2 separate regions of the Homo sapiens genome follow, and region 2 is linked to region 1. Evidence: read pairs that join two places in POLR2A ChIA-PET (ENCODE). Cell type or tissue: B cell. All regions are shown on one strand. Each heading gives the region's core, and the rest is flanking DNA. Links, peaks and the distances in the headings are about the cores only.

The links. ChIA-PET counts read pairs that join two places held together with the same protein. Peaks named below come from ENCODE experiments on the same cell type or tissue, not always from the same donor. Only the 100,000 strongest peaks of a DNase experiment are listed, where the experiment ranks them.
Region 2: POLR2A ChIA-PET joins it to region 1 with 5 read pairs; 10 of 35 experiments call an interaction of 5 or more read pairs at or near these places.

Annotation. Positions count from the first base shown.
Region 1 is chrX:40,085,168-40,089,554 of GRCh38, forward strand. The region is part of intron 1 of BCOR (BCL6 corepressor); the gene reads right to left. Among named protein-coding and RNA genes, the nearest start is that of BCOR, 11 kb to the right of the region's middle. In B cell, for the core only: no CTCF peak of the experiment used is centred there; no DNase peak of the experiment used is centred there.
Region 2 is chrX:39,826,095-39,830,481 of GRCh38, forward strand. No RefSeq gene overlaps it. Among named protein-coding and RNA genes, the nearest start is that of MIR1587, 9.3 kb to the right of the region's middle. RefSeq lists enhancers at 1,517-2,018, 2,019-2,518. In B cell, for the core only: no CTCF peak of the experiment used is centred there; a DNase peak (open chromatin) is centred at 2,067; H3K27me3 peaks cover 3,204 bases.

The DNA.
Region 1 (4,387 bases), core at 168-4,167:
CTGCCTCGGAGCACGATAACAAGTGACTAATACATTGCATATCGTTGAAAGAAAATTATTTTTCTCTAATTTGCATTTGCTTGGGGGAAAAAAAGCCAACGCGAGTCCCTCCTCACATGCACAAGTCTAATCCTGGAAATACAGCCCGGCTGCTTTAAGAGAGCTGGAAGGAGGGAAAGACTGCCAGTGTTTTGGCGTTGCAGGCTTGTTTATCTTTCCGCCTTTCCTCCAAGGCGAAACTCGTTTTGCAAGCAACATTCCTACAGAAAATGGCACACGTCATAAAAAGAGACCAATTTATAGAACTGGCACCGAAGTTCATGTCTCACTCCAGAAGCATCTCCCAGCTCCCCATCGGAAACCCAACTAGATGTAGAAGTCCATGTTAAAACTTAGAGAGTAGACTTAGGGAGGGGAGGTGCTGAGGGTGGGGGGGACAGGAGAGAATGAAGTAGATTTGCAGATATCCTGTAGGCTGTACACCCAGAGACCAAAGTCAGCCCTAAATGATCTTCCAAAACCCAAGGAGGACCAGGCAGGTGCCAGGGCTTGGAAGGCTTCAACCTTGGGACTCATGGGGGAGAGGAGTGAATTTTTACACCCAGCTTGCCCCAGGACGGTCCAGAGGCAGGTCCACATTCTTGGCCATCCTAAGTCCACCTGCTTGGGCCAGCCATGAACCTCCAGGACTGGCCTAGTGGGTAACTGCCACCACCAACTGCTCTCCCTCCCACCCTGGCGCCTCTCTGCAGGGCCTGGCGGGGTACCAGGAACTCAAAGAAAGCCTGTTGCTGTGGGCATCTAGTTGATGAAGTCAGAGTAGGTGGTGCTGTGGGCAGGCTTCAGGACGGCACCTTTGCGTGCTGCAGTTGAAGGCAAATGTGCTCTTGAAAACGGGAAGGCTTGGAAGAAAAGGTTAAGGGATGTGGGTAATCAAAAGCCAATCTGTCCTCCCTTCCCCCCAAAATACACCCCCCTTAGGGTACTGAACCTGCACACTTGCATTTCCAAGCTGGAAACAGTGTCGAGTGCACAGAACACAGCACCCGCCTGTCTCTAACTTGTCTGAATAACAGGGCCATTTCAGAGGGGAACAACGGCCTTCAGAGCCTCTGCAATTTCCAGAAAGCTTTCAGTTAATAACACATTCTTTCCAACAAGCTTACTTAGGGCTGAAAGTTATTTTCACAAATCTTAAAAACTCAGCCATAAACAGCTGAGGACCCAGTTCAACGGATCCTGGCCAAACCCCACCAACACGGTGACACTCACGGCCCCGTGGGCCTTCTCCCGCCACCTCTGCCTCACCACAAGTTCCCTAAACCACAACATACAAACCATCCTGCACCCCACCCCAATCCTGGGAAGTCATAAAGATGTGTGTTGGGGATGGAGGGCGGGTGTGCCGTGGAGCTTTCTCTCATCTGGGGATGCGCTGGCCAGAAACTGGCCGCCACCTCTGCAGCTCGTCCATGGGCCTGCATAGTGCGCGCTTTGTGTAAGTGCTGAGGAGGCGCAGCGCTGCTCGCGCGCCAACAGCTGTCACATTATTTGCACTCGCTGTAAACAGCCTTCACATTCCCCCCTTACCACATAGTTAAAGCCAGACTAACAATCCACAGTTAGAGATCAAACCAACAACAGCAGCATTGTGTCTGCCTTTGCTGCCTTCACACCAAGCCCAGCAGCTGGCAGGTTTCTCCGGAACAAGGGACCCCTTCTCCCCCTACCCCTCCGGGATCCAGCCAAGGCTAGCCAAGGAAGCATGCGTTTGTCAGCGCTGTTTGTTAAAGCAAAAGAGCACCGCCATTTCGCAGAGATTTCCGTGTGGCTCATCAGCCCTCTCCGAGAGTTTACTCCTTCTGGAAGCTCGAGGAAGCATCACGAGAATAAAGGTTGTGGAGACTCGCAGGGTTGGTTTCCATGCTCAGCAAAGTGGGGTCTGGCCGGGCTGGGGCCGGGGCCGGGACAGGGAGGTCTGCCCCTCTCCATGCCATGTCACAGAGGCCAGACAGGTCTGTGCTTTCTGCAGCCCTCAGCGGAATGCCTCCTGTCTTTCGGAAATTGCCCAACTCACTAAATACTTACTGGCCGCCCCACTGATCAAAATGTCTCCTTTATGATTTTTGGTTAAGTTGAACATTTCCATAATCGTCATTATTAGTGCAAATTACACGCCTAATCGGTCCTTAAATAGATTTTAATTAAATAAGCATACAAGGCTCATTTTATGACTTAAGAAAGGCATTACTTTTCGTTATAAACTTTCCACCAGGATATAGAATAACGATAGCAGACAAATACTTATTCTTTGAAAATCACCAATAACCGATGGGCAGAGTATCATGAAACATACCCTGTTTTACCCTCTGGAATCAAAGCTGAGACCAGACATATCACAGCTGTACAACTTTCCTCCTGGGATGGGAGAGAGGATTTCTTCCTCCAAAGCACTATGTCTGTCTTCCTTGTGGCCAGTAGAAATAAACCCCCGGTGCTGCTTTCCCTACCCATCTGATGAGATTTCTCTAGTTGATGTCCTCTAGCAACCACTCCTCCCCCACCTCCATCCATTTTCCACCCTTTCGCCTGCTTAGAGTCCTGGTGCAAAGCAGGCACGCTGTGCTTGTTAAATGCTGTGTAAAATGCTGTTAATAAAATAATAAATACAAAGGATGGAGGCTGCTGCTTCCATGGGTGTTTTGACTGGAAATGCCTTGGCACTTGTCATGTGTTTATGGGAGGGCAGACAACGCTAGGATTTACATAGTTTGGACATTTCTGTACTTCATTTATTCTTTCCTAAATGACGTAGGCCTCGAGCTATTTCAAGTTTGCATTTGTACAGAACTGTTAAATGCCTAGGAGTTTCTCCAATTAAACCAAGTTTAAAATCAGACCCAAAGCTGGAACATACACTCAGACTTGCCCAACTCCACCTTCAGCCTCGGTGGCTGGACAAAACAAACAGATCCTCGAAAACAATCAGTCCTCGAGCTCCCCACCTTCACCCCCCACTCCAGGAGGGCCCCTAGGGCAAAGGTTAAGGCGTCTCTAGATTCCAAGCCCCAGCCCAGGCTACACACTGAGGCAATCACTGCAGTAAGGCGCATCTTGTCCATACACTACCTTTAAAATCGTGCGCTAAAATCGGGGGGAAACTGCTGGCCTGGTAAAACCCACTGTTCACAAAACAATGTCAGCAAAGGCTGTAAGGCATTCTTTAGAGAGGGACCAGGGATTCGTGCCTACTGAAGCTCTTTCAGCACAAAGGCTTTTAGGGGAAGAAGGGAAAAAGAGGGAGGAGGAGGGGGAGAGGAGGAGAGAAAGGGAGGGAGGGCTCCTGTTTCAGAGCAGGCATCCCCTGAGAGTCAAGAACCAAGTGTAGCTTCAATCAAACACTGACTTCCCCTCTGGGAGTCGAGTAGGAAACCTGATCACAGTAGCTTACTACCAGCCTGGATCCATACAGGTCTGGTTTTCTTCTCATGCTAGTAATTTTTTTAAATACATATTGATATAAAAGAAGCAATCCCTGGCAGACTTTATTGAAAACCACATTGAGCCCTCATAACATCCGGACTTAATCCCTATCAAACAAACCACAGCACCTCTGGCCTCTGCACCAGGCCACCCCCTCTCACCTCTTCCAACCAGGTCTTGCCCCTCTAGGCACCGTGGTTCCCCCCTGAAATAATGCCAGGAAGCCTTGCCGAAGGGTACCTAGATGACGGTTCTGAAATGAGTTCCTAACCATATAATGATCCCACTTGGGGGTGGAGGGGAGAAGCAAGTCTTTTCATATGGAATCCTTTAAAAGGCAGAATGCAAACTACGGTAACAAAGGGAAAGGGGAACCCAGGAAGGTGGACCTAGAATACCCTCGTAGGGGAGATTTAATCTGCATCCTTGGGTCCCAGGACACAGGCCTAGCAAGTCTCAGGGGGTCTCAGGGGCAGCAGGGAATGGAGGAGCAACCTATAGGAACATGACAAGTCATTCAAAGCAATTATTCATCCTTGGGGCCTACTATGTGCCAAGCATTCTATTTAGATCCTAAAGGTGGATAATTATTCCCAGTCTTACAAATGAAAAAACTTACTGGGGCTCAAAGGCCATAAATAACTTGCCCCCAAGGTCACACAGCTAGTAAAAAATGGGCCACGGTCAAACTCAGTCCTGGAGTTGCGGAGAGGAGCCAATTATTGGTCTAATTGTGCCATTTGAAATCCTGATTTTCACATACTGTCTCCTCTGAAAAGCTTCCTTAGGCCTTATGTACCCAAGAACGAGGCAAAGAGTGTTTAACACCTATGTTACTTGGTCTACAGTGAGCCGTGAACCCAGTTTCTCCTGTATCTAAGTCATCTCCTGGTCCACTCAAAGT
Region 2 (4,387 bases), core at 191-4,190, 260 kb before region 1:
GCACCATTATTATCTTCACTTGACAGATGAGAACAGGGGCTCAGAGAGGACAAATTACTTGCACAAGGTCATACCATCAGGGCTTGATGGAATTCAAAATCAGGCCTAGGCATGCCTGACTCCAAAACTCAGCTGCTCAACTCCTGCACTGTGACCCTTTAGGGACTGGTTGGAACAAAGTTGTCCTGGAGACAGTGGCCAAGCAAATGAGGTGGACTGGAGCACGTCATCTCAAGAGTCCTCCAGGCCTTACTTTTTCCATCTCTGTGGCTTTGGGACATGTAGGCACACACAGGTGCCAGGATTTACCTGTGCCGAGGAACCTGCCTGCCACACTGTGACCAGGCAAGCATTGGATTGAGGGTAAACAGATTAGGATTCCAAAATGGGGGCTTTGGTCAGCACCTGAGTGATCTTAGGCAAATGACGTGGATTCACCAGGAAACTTCATTTCCACAGCTATGGTGATCATCTGATTCCCGTGATGATCTGGTGCCCCTGATGTTTGATGCTCTTCTTTGCCACAGCCTGACTTCCTGTCCAAGATGCCCAAGGCAAAAAGTAGACTTTTTCTCTGCTTGCAAAGTGATTTGTGGTCTCAGCTCAAAAGCCTGAAAACTAATGTTTGCAGCCAGGGGGTTGGAATACCTGAGGACTGCTTAGGTAAACAGTCCTACCAGACTGCCTCTGGAGAAGGTTTTTGGTGGTGAGCAGAGGGGCCCACTCGAGGTCTGCTTGACCTGTGCCTGTACCTGCACCTGTTCACGACGAAGGTGCAGTCTCAGCCCCCTTGGGGAGAGGATGCGGTCATTGGCAGTGCCCCCTCAGCTGCGCGCTGTGGGATCTAACCAGTGATAATGCTGGTAAATGTTTAACTGGCTCTCTGGGGGAAAGTCCTAATTTCTAGTTTTTGCCAATTTCCATAGAGCAAACCCTCCTACTCTAGCCAATTCCAAGCTTCAGACTTGTCATCACTGAACACAGAGGTAGGAAGAGCTGTGCACAGTTGGCTGGGCTCTTGTGCGCTGGAGCCGGCCCCAAAACACCCCTCACTGGGTCTAACCCTGTGGCTGACTGAGGAATGGCTCCTCATGCATGGCCAGAGACTCCTGAGTACACAGGGCCAGGCCAGGGAGCAGAGGAATCAAAAGGATGGGGCAGGGGTTAGGGGCTTCGACTGGCTGGGTTGGGGGCCTGGGAAGAACATGTCACGCCAGATGCCACATCACAGCTCAGCGTGTTGCTGCACAGTCTGGCCCAGCGTGTGTTCATGCATTTGCTCTGTCTCTTTCTAGAGACATTCTAGAACTCAGTGCTTACATCTGGCAGATGCTCACTACATTTCTAATTGAGAAGTGTGTGCGTGCTTAGATCCAGGCCTTTCCCCCAGAGACAATAGAGACAGAGATACCCAGAGAGACTGACTGTAAAGACTGGGCCACAGCCTCGGCAGCTCTGAGCTGTGGCAGGGATTGCAGCGTGGGAGCTGGAGGAGTAGAATCGCTCGGGGAAGAAAGACAAGGTTCCTATTGAGTTAGGATGAGAGGTTCACAAACCAGAAGTGGTTATAGGGGCTCCCCTTCTATAGAGACTCCTTGGAGCAGGACTGAGGCCCCTGGAAGCTAAAGGCCATTGCCTGGCTGCTTGCCCCCAGGCAACCTTCCCCACACCTGCCCCCTCCCCACCTCTGCCTGACTGACCCTAGATCCTTTTTCTTTTTTCTTCCTTTCCTTTGTACAAAAAGGGAAGAGCAAGTCCGGCTCAAACGTGCTACTCTCCAGGAATTGCCGAAACTTACACTGAATGACACCCAAATCCCTTCATGGGCACCTCCGATAACCACCTTGGTGGCCGTTTTTCATACCCATGGCTCATTAGGGTTTCTGGGGCCAGGCCAAGAAATTGCCAAAGACAAGACAAGCAACGCCTGCCTGGAAATTCCGCAGAGCCCACTCCCCTCAGAGGCCCTTCCTGCAGCGTGAGTGAGGGGGTGAGTTGCGCTGAGCTAGAGCCGCGCCTGACAAGTGACACGCCTGATGAGAGACGCGATGACGAGTCCCTGGGGAGGCTGTGGAGTCTGGTTCCTGCAGACACTGTCTCCCCTGAGGCAGTCTCCGCGCTTGAGTGCTGAGTGTGTGGTGTGTGTGTGTGTGTATGCACACACATCTTGCTTCTCCAAAGAAGATTCTCTGAGCTCCACAGCAAGCTTGACAGAGGCCCCCCGAACACTCCTGGGGTCCACGGACATCAAGAACAGGCACGGCAGGCCGGGTGCGGTGGCTCACGCCTGTAATCCCAGCACTTTGGGAGGCCGAGGCAAGCAGATCACTTGAGGTCAGGAGTTCGAGACCAGCCTGGCCAACATGGTGAAACCTGGTCTCTACTAAAAATACAAAAATTAGCTGGGCGTGGTGGTGGGTGCCTGTAATCCCAGCTACTTGGGAGGCTGAGACACAAGAATCACTTGAACCAGGGAGGCAGAGGTTGCAGTGATCCGAGATTGCGCAACTGCACTCTGGCCTGGGTGATAGAGCGAAACTCCATCTCAAAAAAAAAGAAAGAAAAGAAAAAAAAAGAAAAGAAAGAAGGAAAGAACAGGCATGACAAGCCAGCCACAGCCTGCTGAGTTCAGGAGGTCCCTCATGGAGTTGCCCTATCCTCACCTCCCTGTTCCAAGCACATACAGGGATGGATTGATCCCCTTGGGAGCTGCTGAGCCCTGCCTGGTACAGCAAGGGAGGTAAGATCCAGCCTGCAGGTGTGTGATTCGCCTGACTCAGCCCAAACCCAGATCATGCCTGGACCATCAGCCCTGTGCTGGGCACTGGGCCATACAGAAATGAATAAAATAGTCTCTCTCTTCAGAGTGCTTGCAATCTAGGTACTGCAGACTATGTAAGGGTCATATGTTCCAAAGAAGCCAAGGTCACAAGAAAAATTTTTTTTTCCTAGCCCTCCTCTGATATTCCCACCCCCAAAAGCTTTCTGAAGGATGTGGCATGTGATTTTGAAAAATGCCTAGGCTGACAAAAGCCCACAGAGATGGAACAAGAGGAGGAATGTCTTCCAGCAGGGTCTTGTGGTTAAAGTGAAGAGTTCCCTTTGGGGGAAGTGGATGTAATGAATGTGGAAGATGACAAAGAACCAAAGAAGCTCAAGGCAGGACTGTATGTCAAGTATTTGGTCCCCTGGGTTCCCCTCCAGACACCAACAAGCAGCCACCATCTTTTTCTTCATGCTCTGCAGGGAGTGTTACAAAGTCATACATGGTCCCCTTCTTAGATGGATCTGAATGTCTTAGAGTTCCTACCTGTACTGAGCCAAAAGGTGCAGCTCTCTTGCTATTCACCCTGGGGCCTGCAAAAACAAGGCTCATTTCTCTTCCACCAATGACCCTTCAAATATTTGAAATAACTGTGTTTTGCTTTTCTACTCCTGCCTAAGAAGTACCACCAAAACTTAATGGTTTAAAACAACAGTGTGATTATAGCTCACTGCAGCCTCCAATTCCTGTGCTCAAGTGGTCCTCCCACCTCAGCCTCCCAAGTAGATGGGACTACAGGCATGAGCCACCACACTCAGCTTAACAATTGATTCTTTTTCTCACAATTCTACAGGGTCAGTTTGGCTCAGCTGGATGGTTCTTCTGTTCCACGTGGCAGCTGGAGCCATGCAACTGCAGTCAGCTAGGAGTTTGACAGAGTATGGGGCATCCCAGATGGCCTCATTCACATTTTTGGCAGTTGGTGTTACCTATTGACTGAGTTGCTCGTGTTCTCTTCCCCTCGGCCTCTCTCTTCAGTAGCGTAGCCCAGGCTTTTTACATGGCAGTTCTATTCGAGAAAGCAAAGACAGATGCTGCCAGGTCTCTTAAGTCCTAGACTCAGAAGTCACATGGGAACACTTCCATTGCATTCTCTTGGCCAGACCAAGTCACAAGGCCAGCCTGGGCTCAAGGGGAGGGGAAACAGATTCTTGCTTCTTTTTGATGAGGAGAGTGGCATGCATACACAGGGATGGGAGAAATTGCTGGCAACCAGTTTTGCAGACAGTCTGCCAGGAGCTTCCAACAGGTCCAAAGTCCTTTCTTCCAAGCCATCCCTTCCCACTGAACCCATGCTGGTTTGGGTACACCTCTCTTAGGCTTGCTGTAGAGCCTCCTTCAGTATAGTGAGGGGAATCATTTGAGCAGTACGGAATATTGAGGACTTTCAGAGGAGACTTGGGGATATGGGCTGAGGCCAGAGCAAGCTCTAACCTTTAAGGCAGCCCCCAAATTGACTAGGGCCAGAGGAGCGGGGGTGAGGGAGAGAGGCCTCCTGATAGAGGATGTTTAGAGCTCCCCCTTGTCCAAAAAGCCCCTAGGAAAGAAAGCTTTCTGGCTGGT